Regions from separate parts of the Homo sapiens genome. Here region 1 is linked to region 2. Evidence: read pairs that join two places in POLR2A ChIA-PET (ENCODE). Cell type or tissue: GM12878. All regions are shown on one strand. Each heading gives the region's core, and the rest is flanking DNA. Links, peaks and the distances in the headings are about the cores only.

Evidence for each region. ChIA-PET counts read pairs that join two places held together with the same protein. Peaks named below come from ENCODE experiments on the same cell type or tissue, not always from the same donor. Only the 100,000 strongest peaks of a DNase experiment are listed, where the experiment ranks them.
Region 1: POLR2A ChIA-PET joins it to region 2 with 6 read pairs; 9 of 35 experiments call an interaction of 5 or more read pairs at or near these places.

Annotation. Positions count from the first base shown.
Region 1 is chr2:64,111,467-64,116,851 of GRCh38, forward strand. The region is part of intron 1 of PELI1 (pellino E3 ubiquitin protein ligase 1); the gene reads right to left. Among named protein-coding and RNA genes, the nearest start is that of PELI1, 30 kb to the right of the region's middle. RefSeq lists an enhancer at 2,658-2,737. In GM12878, for the core only: no CTCF peak of the experiment used is centred there; a DNase peak (open chromatin) is centred at 2,815; H3K4me3 peaks cover 1,546 bases; H3K27ac peaks cover 1,855 bases.
Region 2 is chr2:64,315,830-64,321,214 of GRCh38, forward strand. No RefSeq gene overlaps it. Among named protein-coding and RNA genes, the nearest start is that of MIR4433A, 22 kb to the right of the region's middle. In GM12878, for the core only: a CTCF peak has its summit at 2,126; no DNase peak of the experiment used is centred there; H3K27ac peaks cover 328 bases.

The sequences.
Region 1 (5,385 bases), core at 122-5,121, 200 kb before region 2:
AAGAAAAACATTTCCATCATTCAAATACACTAAAAACACCTCTCGTCACCCTAGATATATTTGCTTTTGCTGAAGAGATTTTAATTCATTACGGTATTTAAAAGGTTACAGAAACCAATATATTGCTATTTCACCATAACTGTGATACATCTGAGTTGTGAGGCAATCAGATTCCTTATTTAGAAAAATAAACTTATGCTAAGCTAACTAAAACCTTCAAGGTAAAAACTGAAGTTTCAAGAACAATTAAATCAACCAAAGAATAATTTTGGTTCCATATAATAAGATCTTCTGATATACATGAAATCATACTTTAGTATATAAACATGTATTCATGCCCTCTCATTTCCCCTCTAAGAAGCATTTCATTTAAAAAAGTTATACAGAAGCTTAACTAGAGGCATTAGCTGTGCTTTTTCTGTTTAGACAATTAAGGAACTGACATCAAACATGAAAACAATGCTTTGACACATTTCTGACGAAGAACAGCAATAATTAAAAATTTAATAACAATTAAATTTAAATTAATTTTAAATTAAATTTTAATAACGTTGCTTTGTTTTGAATTCCTATTTAGAGTTACTATTTAAAGGATATAATGGTTTTCTATTTATAGTAGCAAAAAATTTCCTTTAAAATAAGCTTATTTAAAGGAGTCAATTTAAATTGTATTAAATAGAATTAGTAAGTGCACAGATATGGCAAACATCTGAAAGTGTAAATGCCCGTATTTGGCTGACATTAGTATATCACATGGCTAGCAAGTATTAGCCTGTGTTCTAGTTCTAGCTGTCTTTGAACAAAGCAATCTGTTTCCTCATCTCTGAAAATGAAGGGACTAAAGTGGAATAAAGGGAATTTGGGAGCTGGAAAAAATATAAGCGACCATTTGGTCCTGACATAAGAATTTACAAGTAACGTGCATAACACTATAGATTTAGTTCTATTGCGTCTATAGCAAAAGAACAATTTTTTTGCTTAGACAAGAAACTAAAAAACAAGAGTACGGCTGGCATATACCCTCCATATAATTTCTAGAGCCCTTGGTCAAATTAGCCAAGAAAAACAATATATTTCCAATCAGACATATTCTTACTCTGCTTAGATCTCTTAGAAGGCCTTATCTGGGGATATTTTATCAGTGACATCAAAGTTTCAATCACAGGAACACATTCAATCTTGGCTTCTACTTCTGTATTTGATAATCTAAACCCAAAATAAAACACTTTTGTAGTACCAGTTATTTATATACATAAATGACCCAAGATAGTTTTCAAAATTTAAAAATGGCATATAATCAATCAATATACAACTGGCCTTATTAAACTGCAAATAAAATGCTGTGACAGCTATTCTTCCTGGAACTTTTTTTTTTATGTGTTCTCTGAAGAAAGATTCATGATCTTCCCAAAGGTTTATACTCTTTAACAAAGACCAGTACCTAGACAATGCTTTCCTACTCACTGTCTTTATATATTCTCTCTATATTTTAAAATCTGAGTAAAAGAATTCTTCAAAATGAATTCCTAGGCTGGGCATGGTGGCTCATGCCCGTAATCCCAGCACTTTGGGAGGCCAAGGTGAGAGGATCACTTGAGGCCAGGAGTTTGAGACCAGCCTGCGCAACATAGTAAGACTCCCGTCTCTACAAAAGATTTAAAAAAAAAAAAGTAAAAACAGAAAACATTAGCCAAATGTCATGGCATGCACCTATAGCCCCAGCTACTCAGAAAGCTGAGGTGGGAGGATCACTTGTGCCCAGGAGTTTGAGGCTACAGTGAGCTGTGATCCTCCAGCCTGGGTGACGGAGAGAAACTCTGTCTCAAAAAAAAAGAAAAAAAAAAAAAAATTCCTGAAGTCATGTACTTGAGAACTTTAAATGAGTATGTACATAAAAAACATCCGAATGTCTCGATTACTGGCTTCATTTGTTGGTCTTCAATTAAGTTAGTTTGACCTCATGTATTCAGCCCTATCCCAATGTTATCTAGCACCAAGAACATGAAATAGCACCATTAATTCTACTCAAGACTAGAAGAAATGCTAAAGAAAATCTTCCTAATAAAACTGTCTTCTATTTTATCTATTACTTTGAAACTTTGCTTGATACTCGAAAGCATGTTGCTCTCATTAGCAGGAACTAAACTTCCAGAGTTAAAAAAAAATTTTAAAATAAACATATTCTGGAATAGTGTTATTTTCTTTGTGGGCTGGGAGAACATGAAAAGTTACTCATAAAATATGTATTTATTAGGAATAGTATTATTAATTTGACTGTTAAACATTCTAATCATTTCCTTTTTAAGGGCCAGTGAAATACAATTATTTTCATATCAAGTCTTCCCAAAGGAAAGACTTTGTATAATATCTGTCAGTTTCACCTAAAGAAGAAAAACTGAGAAATCAATCTTTGTCTCTCAACCTAACAAATGTTTTCTTTCATTATTTACATCACACACAGCCTTTTGCTTACTACCTACTAAACACAAGTACAAAATTCCTGCCCTAAAAAAAAAAGCAAAACAAATACTAAGCAAGGGACAAAACAAATCTTATGCAGATTGTTTACATATCTTCTGAGCACTTCTATTTTAGTGGGCAAGTGGGTAGGCATAATGGGGTACTGAGAAAAAAAGGAAAATGTTTTAAAACATGAAAATGTTATAACATTTTTTTATGATGAAAAACAATGTGGACTGCATATATTATCTCAGATAAAACAGATTTCCATCTATACTAGAGTTTCCTTGTGGCTGATTTCAAAAGGATGACTCAAACAGAAAGAACTGCTTTAGTATGTTTGCGGTGGAACCATTTTATGAAACCAATTCAGCTGATGACTGGAGTTTAATTCATAGCAGTTTCTTGATAAGAGTGAAAATTTAATCACCTTCTTCATTCTTTTGCAACCAGCAGGAGTAACACATAGCATTTTTACATAAAAGGAGAAATAATGGTGTGCAGTAGTAGTTGGAGGTTACTACTTTCTGCTAGTGTCTTTTAGCTTCTCAACACAGCAGTGGAGGAAGTGAAGTCTATGTTCCCCTTCCCAAGATACAGGACACCACCTGTGTAAATTCCCACCCTCCTCTCTTAGAGAAGCCAAATAGCATGCTGATAGTATATCACCTACAGGGATAACTTATTTCATCCTGATGGAAAAGGAGTTAACATCTTTCCTAGGGACAGTATTTGTTCCTTTAACTGGGGCTTCTCAACTTGGGCATTACTGACATTTTGACATTGTGGGGCACTGGCCTGTGCATTGTAGGGGGTTCAGCAGTATCTCTGGCCTTTCTGTTCTACCTAGATGCCAGTAGAACATTCTAGTTGTGACTTTAAAAATGCCTCAACTTCCTATCTCCCCACTACTCACTCCCCTACCTTGTGAGAACCACTGCTCTAATCTTGAAGACAACATACATTGTTCTTAGGATGGAAATTTCCCCTTTTTTTGGCATACTTCTTGGCACACAGTAAGGTACTTAATGTTTGCTTACTAACATTATACTGATACTGATAATAAAAGGTTATTTATACTAAGACTTGTGTTAGTAAAGGCCGTGTAGTTGAAGGCGGGTGTAGTTTCAGTATTTTACTAGAATTGATAGGGGCTGAGAGTGAGAATGAGAATCTTGCCTTGATGGCAATTAATGATTAATGTTTCTGTACATTTAAAATATTTTAATATTGTGGCTACCTCTCTCAAATGGTTGAAGGAAAGCGACTAGAGCTGGAGTGGCCACAGAAGTAGCTATAAGGCTACTGCTGGGTAGCCTGCTGTTTAGAGAAAGGCAAATCTTTGGAGGCTAGATAAGTATCTTCTGGACTAAGGGGCCCATATTTAGAAAAATTAAAAGCAGGTTTTGGCAAGCATGGGAGAATTCTTTTAGGTCAACAGAGGGTGTCAATTTGAATCAACCTTGGGGTAAGGTCTATCTTGAACTTGCATAGAATGGTAATTAGCCAAATGCTTTCACGTAAGATTATTTTATTTGACCCCCATAATAGCCCTGTGAATTGGGTAGGAAAGTCTGAACTCTATTTTCCAGATAAGGGAACTGAGTAGGTCAGAAAAGCCCAGTGACTGAAGGCCAAAGAACTCTGGCAGAGCTAGGACTGAGATCCACATGTTAACTCAACATACATTACCCCATTTAATTTCTATTACAACTATAAAGTACAATCATTTGTCCCCATTTTATAAATGGAGAAACTGAAGCTACCAGAGGTAAAGTGGTCCAGATTTTCTAATGTCATTACTCCACACCCTAGACAAGGTAGAATGGGGCTAATTCCTAAACAGACTAAAAGACCCTATTACAGGACCATTTAGAAGACTAGAATGTATTCACATGTAAAATAAACTGTAAAAAAGTTATACTTCAGCATAGATTAGTAACAACTATTCAATTATGAGTAGTGCTGAGATTATCTGAACCTTTGTCACTTCCTCAATGTTCATTGTATTTGTCAACCATTTCCTGGTAGTGACCAACGACAAATATTTCAGTAAATAAAGTGGACTTTGTGTGCTTATTTTAAAAATGAGGACAGAAAGGAACCTAAGGGTGGAAAATCAGGGTATTTCACAAAGGTAAATTCCTGGTACTACCAGGAAGAAAAACATACACATTAGAAGTGAGTCCAGACAGTTTAGGAACAGACAGGGTCACGTGCTCCCTGATTGTGGAAGGAGAGCTGTTTATATAGTCTTGCAACCTTACCCACAAATAATCACTTAATTCTCCACACCTAGAAAATACATTTTTAAACACACAACTAAGAACCCAAACAGTTTTATTGTCTGTGCCCATTCTTAGCTTGTATTCAACAATTTTAGATTACCAAAGTTCCTAAAATGACAAAATGATCCTCACAAAGCAAGACTAGAAAGTCCTCTAGGTTTAACCATTAAAGTCCCAAATAAAATTCTGCATAAAGCAGCAAATTCAGTGGGATTTGGCAGTTATTTGGAACAAAAACATGAGATAAAAGGATATTCATGGGAAATCCTATCATTTTCTAAAGTCAGCATCCCACACTGGTAGTCCCTTTTCATAATGGCTAACACTGAATTCAGTCTCTGTGCCAAGCACTGTTCTAAGCACTTTACATGTATTAAGTGATTTAATCTCTGGGACAACCTTATGAGATAGGAACTATTATAACCCACATTTTACAGATAATAAAACTAAGGTTACAAATGAGCACTCTGGAATTGCTGAAACAATTGAGTTTTAAAGTTTTAAAGTACAGGCACATCTGGTTTTATTGCACTTTGCTTTATTTTACTGTGCTTCGCAGATACTGTGTTTTTTACAAATTCAAAGTTTGTGGCAACCCTGCATGGCCAAGTCTATTGGTGCCAAGTTTCTGACAGCA
Region 2 (5,385 bases), core at 54-5,053:
TGTTGGATGCTGCCCCAATTCCTTAGCTTTCTCCAAAGCACCATCCACACAAGGCTGGGCTGTGCAGCAGTGTTTGGAGCAAGCAAGGGGTTGTCTGCAGTACAGCTCAACACAGGGACAACAGTTGCCATTGATGAGAAAGCCCATCCATTATTCCTGCCCTGGGGACTGTCCTGCTGACTGTATTACCCCTTAGGCCCATCCTGATGCTGTTTTCTCAGGTCCCTTCTTCTCTCTCCAGGTCCTTCTCCCTTCTCTAAGAGCCAGTCTTCTCCCCCAAATCCTGATTTCTTTCTTGTGCATAGAATCTGGCTCTCCATAACCTTATGTCCCACTAAACTCAGGTCTACCTTTGCAGACCGACCAGCCCACCAAAGTGCTTTGCTGGGCAGAGGCTCCACAAATGCTTCTGCCCTTAAATTGCATAAAGATCTGACAGCAGCCTTGAAATTCATACATGGGACATTTGTTTTCCCCAGTCTCTGTAAGAGGGAGGAAGACTGTATATCTGCTAGGATAGAACATAGGTGTGGCTCAGAGTCACACAGACCCAAAATGACAGTGGCTTACATGAAGTGGAATTTTTATTTCTCTCACGCATAGATGTCTGAGCTGGAATTAGGGCACAGCTTCATGAAAGCATCCTCCGGGACCCAGTTTCCTTTTATGTTATTGCCGTACCCTCCCTAAGGTGTTGTCTTCATGATTCCAGATGTTTCACGGCCACACCCTGGGCCAGCCAGCAGGAGGGAGTAAAAGGCAATGCGGAGGGCATGCCCTTCCCTCGAGGGCATAGCCTGGAAGTTGCCTATATCACCCCCCTCGCATCCACTGGTCAAAACTTAATCACATGACTGCAATACAGGCTGTGAATTAGAGGCTTCAATTCAGGGGACCATGGGTCAAGCTAAAAGTCAGATCTACCATAGAACTGTACTGTCCAATAGAGTAGCCACTAGGACATATGGCCATTTACATTTGAATGAATTAAATGAAATTTAAAATTCAGTTCTTCAGTCAGCCTAGCCCCATTTTAAGTGCTCAATAGCCACATGTGGCTCATGATGACCACATTGGACATTATAGACATGGAACATTTTAATCTCAGAAAGTTTTACTGGGCAGTGCTGCTAAAGAAAAAGCATGAAATACTAGGTGCAATTGGCGGTCATTGTCACAGGCACTATAAAGGTTTATTCCTCCTCTTTTAAGAGTAAGTCTCTTGGAGTTGAGAATTTTTCCAGCCCAACAGTGTGACCTTGTGCAGCAGTTGCTCTCTTGAGTGTACCCTGCAGCTGCTCACCAGGCAGTGATCATGATTGAAGGGTATAGCACACACCTGGCACATACTAGAGAGTCAATAAATGTTGGCTCCCTCTCCCCGTGCCACCACCCCCCATACACACTCACAGCCTCCCTCCCCTTTATGGAACTTACAGAGTCCTCTGTCTCACCCTGAAGGTGAGACATTATTAATCCCCGCCCCCGCCCCCCCAACATCGCATCGCAGCAGAGAAACTGGGAGACTCAACCTTTCCAAGGTGAGGGAGTGAGGTGTATGCTGAGGTGGGATTTCAGCATGGTAAGTATCTGCTTTGATACAGTGGGAAGCCTGACAGTGACAAATGACCACCTTTCATGCCTTTTTAAGAATTTGGGGAAAGAAAAGGATCACATATGCTTGCACAAGAAAGGGAGGCTTGTTCTCTCCAGTGAAGCCAGCTCTCAGCCTGGAGTCATGTTAGTCTGGGACAGTGTTTGCTTAGGATCTCATGGGCCACCAGAGAACCCATACCAAATATTTTCTTCTAAAGAACTGCTGGATCCTGGGAGCTGGATCACTTTGTCTCCTTGACTTTCAGGTGCTCTGTGACTTTAGGCCTCCTCTCTGGTGACCAGAAAGCTATATCCTGTAACATTCTAGAGCCCCTAGATGGTGGTAGGAGAAGGCAACAAAGTGAGGGAAGAGACCAGGAGGCTCAATATGAGTCCCTCTCACATCAAAGAGTCTGTATTTGGGCTCTTGAGCAAGAGGGGAAAAGCATGAAGTTGCTAATTCTTAAACTGTGTGAAGACACACACCTGTTTGAGGATTTGAAAGAAGCTATAGACTGTCTCCCCCTTCTGAAAAAATGCAGATACATGCCAAGATATAAAAACATCTTAAAAGGCTCAAGGACTCACTTAAATTATGTTACCTTGGCTTGGAATCCCAAATAATCACTATGATTTTGTTAAGTTTTATAAGGTTTTATAAAGTTTATACATTATCAGGCTTGAAATCCTCCAGGGCCCTAAGCCCATAAAGGGACAGCTGTGGGTAGAGCTCAGTCATAAAGAAATATCACAGCATTTAGGTTCCATTTTGATTTTTTGGACTCTGGGGATGTAAGAAACACCTCCTGTAGGATAACTCCCCAGGGACGAAGGCAGCCACATTCATCTAATAACTGAAGGTTCAAAAATCACCCAGGAGCAAAAATTACTCAGATCTGAAGATAGAGAAATTAAAATGCATGAGAAATGAGACTACATGAAGCTCAACTTTCGAGTGAGAAAATAAAATTCCTGATCTGAAATCTCTTAGGGGAGGAGAGGAGAAGTCTTTGCTATATTATGAGAGCAAAAGATCATTACATGGTTGATGAGGGGCATCCCGAGGTCCCTTGGCTCAAGTGCAGAGAATGAAGTGTGAGTAAAGGGTGGAGTGAAGCATAGGGCAGGCCACAAATGCAGTGACTATATTATGATGTGTGCTTTGTCACTTGGCCTGTCATCAATGACACTTTTAGCTCTTCCTGCTTTTCTAAATCTGTAGCTCCTGGGGCAGCTGGTGTTCAAAGCCTTATAGAAACTCTGTTCCCCTAAATCAGTGGTTCTCATCCTTGTTTGCACATTAGAACCACCTGGAGACTTAAAATACTACTGTCTGCACATCACCATTTGATTGGTCTGTAGTGGGATCCAGGAATCCCTTGCAACAAAAGCTTCCCAGATGATTCTAATGCACAGCTATGGCTGAGAACCACTCCTTTACTGTTGTTAGAAATTATTGCAGGTATTCCGAGGATCTGTAGAGAATTTAGGTAGTTAATAATCAGAGAAAAGCTGAAAGGACTGTTTTTTTTAACAAACATGACAACCTTAGAGTTAGGAAAGCTGCATTGTCAAACAAGGTTGGCCAGGAAAATGGGTTTGTGGGTCTGGCATTTGTCCTCTTTTCATTCATTAAATAACAGAGCCTGATCGGCTTCAGTAATGAATGTGAACTTCTGTTAAATACTTAATAAGATGAGAGTTTCCAGAGAGAAGTAATCAAGAATGAGTTTAATACTATTCCAATTAGGTGCAGATTAAACAGTGTGCCACATAAAAATTCAAAGCCAACGGAGCTAAAGAAGAACTTGGAAGTTGCTTGTGGTTAGGATGGGAGTTGCTGACGGCAGGAGGGTCAACACTGTCAGCCACCACATTGCTCAGCAATAAGACCTGGTGATTATGCACTTTGATAGGGTTAGGTACTAATCCAATGATGTGTGAGTTAGCTGTCACCCTTCTTCCAACTATATTATTCTTGTTCTTAGGAAGCAGAGGTAAGGGTGACATTGGCGACTTTTCAGTCACATTCACAGAGCAGTCCGTGAGATGGATGTCTTAGTTTGGGTTCCCCAGAAGCATGCTCCACAACAAGGATTTGAGTACAAGAGTTCATTTGGAAGGTTACCCCAGGAAACATTAAGGGGGAAATGGGAAAGGAGACAGGGAAGGAAAGAAAGGCAATAAAGAGGGTGTTATTGGCCGGGCGCAGTGGCTTATGCCTGTAATCCCAGCTTTTTGGGAGGCTGAGGCAAGTGGGTCACTTGAGGTCAAGAGTTCGAAACCAGCCTGGCCAACATAGTGAAACCCTGCCTCTACTAAAATACAAAAAAAAATTTAGCTGGGTTTGGTGGTGTGCACCTGTAATCCCAGCTACTTGGGAGGCTGAGGCAGGAGAATCGCTTGAACCCTGGAGGCAGAGGTTGAAGTGAGCCGAGATTGCACCACTGCACTCCAGCCTGGTCGACAGAGTAAGATTCCATCTCAAAAAAAAAAAAGTGTGTTCTCAGTTATCTCTGAGGGCAACTGGGGGTTAGTCTTGCTGCGTAGACATGCCTCAGAGTCACCCAACAGAGACTGGGTCTTTATTCACCACGTCCCCATCAATCATGGGTTGAAGTCTGCTTCCAGGGCAGTAACCTTCCTTTTCTGGCTCCTAGGCCTGATGCACTTTCCCAGCCAGATAAAGGCTTGAAGAGACAGAGTGGCAGGTGTGGGAAATAAGCAGGCTTTGGAGTGTAGAAATGAAAACAGAGAATATGGGCAGGGCACTGACAGCGTCTGCCACAGTGGATAAATCCATTCATCCACCCATCCATCTGCCCATCCATCAGAATAATTATCAAGTGGCAGACACATTTTGGAATTATGGCTGGTCACATGTTCACAAAAACTCTTACGGATTTCTATACCGTGGACCAGCCCACTATATTTCTTTAAATCTGTCTGCCAATCAATCTCCCAGCCCATCCAATCTTTCTTTGAATCTAGGAGGTAACATTTTATTCAACTCTCAAAATTTATTATGCTTAAAATGACCTCCTTTCATCCCCCAACACCACTGCAATGCTAAAATCTCAAGTATAGGTTAGCAGGTAGGTTCCCATTGGGTCTAGCCTACCAGGGGTAAAGAGAGAAAAATTGCTTGAATGTGGTAAGATTCACGATAAAGGGAATGAAGTCACCTGACCCAGTCAGGGTTGGGTCTCCCGACACTTTTGCCATTAACTACTCTGCTTCTGTCAGCAAAGCCCTTGGCTGTGTTCTCCAGACCCAGCCCAAAGCATGCATTCTTTAACAGCTATTTGATCCTTATTTCTAATAATCAAAGAGATTCTTACCAGTGAGGAGCCAGAGTTGGGCCAGAGTCTAGGTTGTTATGGTTTGAATGTGTGTTCCCTCCCAAACTCATGTTGAAATTTAATTGCCATTGTGACAGTATTAAGAAGTGCTGAGGCTATGAGGGCTATGCCCTCATGCATGGATTAATGCCATTATCATGGGAGTGGATTCATTATTGTGGGAATGGGTTCCTTATAAAAGGACAAGTTTAGCCCCTTTTGTCTCTCTCTCGCCGTCTCTTTGCCCTTCTGCCATGGGGTGACTTAGCAAGAAAGCCCCCACCAGATGTGATCCGCCTGATCTTGGACTTCCCAGCCTCTAGAGCTGGAGAAAGAAAGTTCCCTTCATTATAAGTTACCCAGTCTGTGGAATTCTGTTATAGTGGCACAAAGCAAACTAAGACATAGGCTCACAGCAGGGAGAGAGGTGAGGAATTGTCTCAGATAG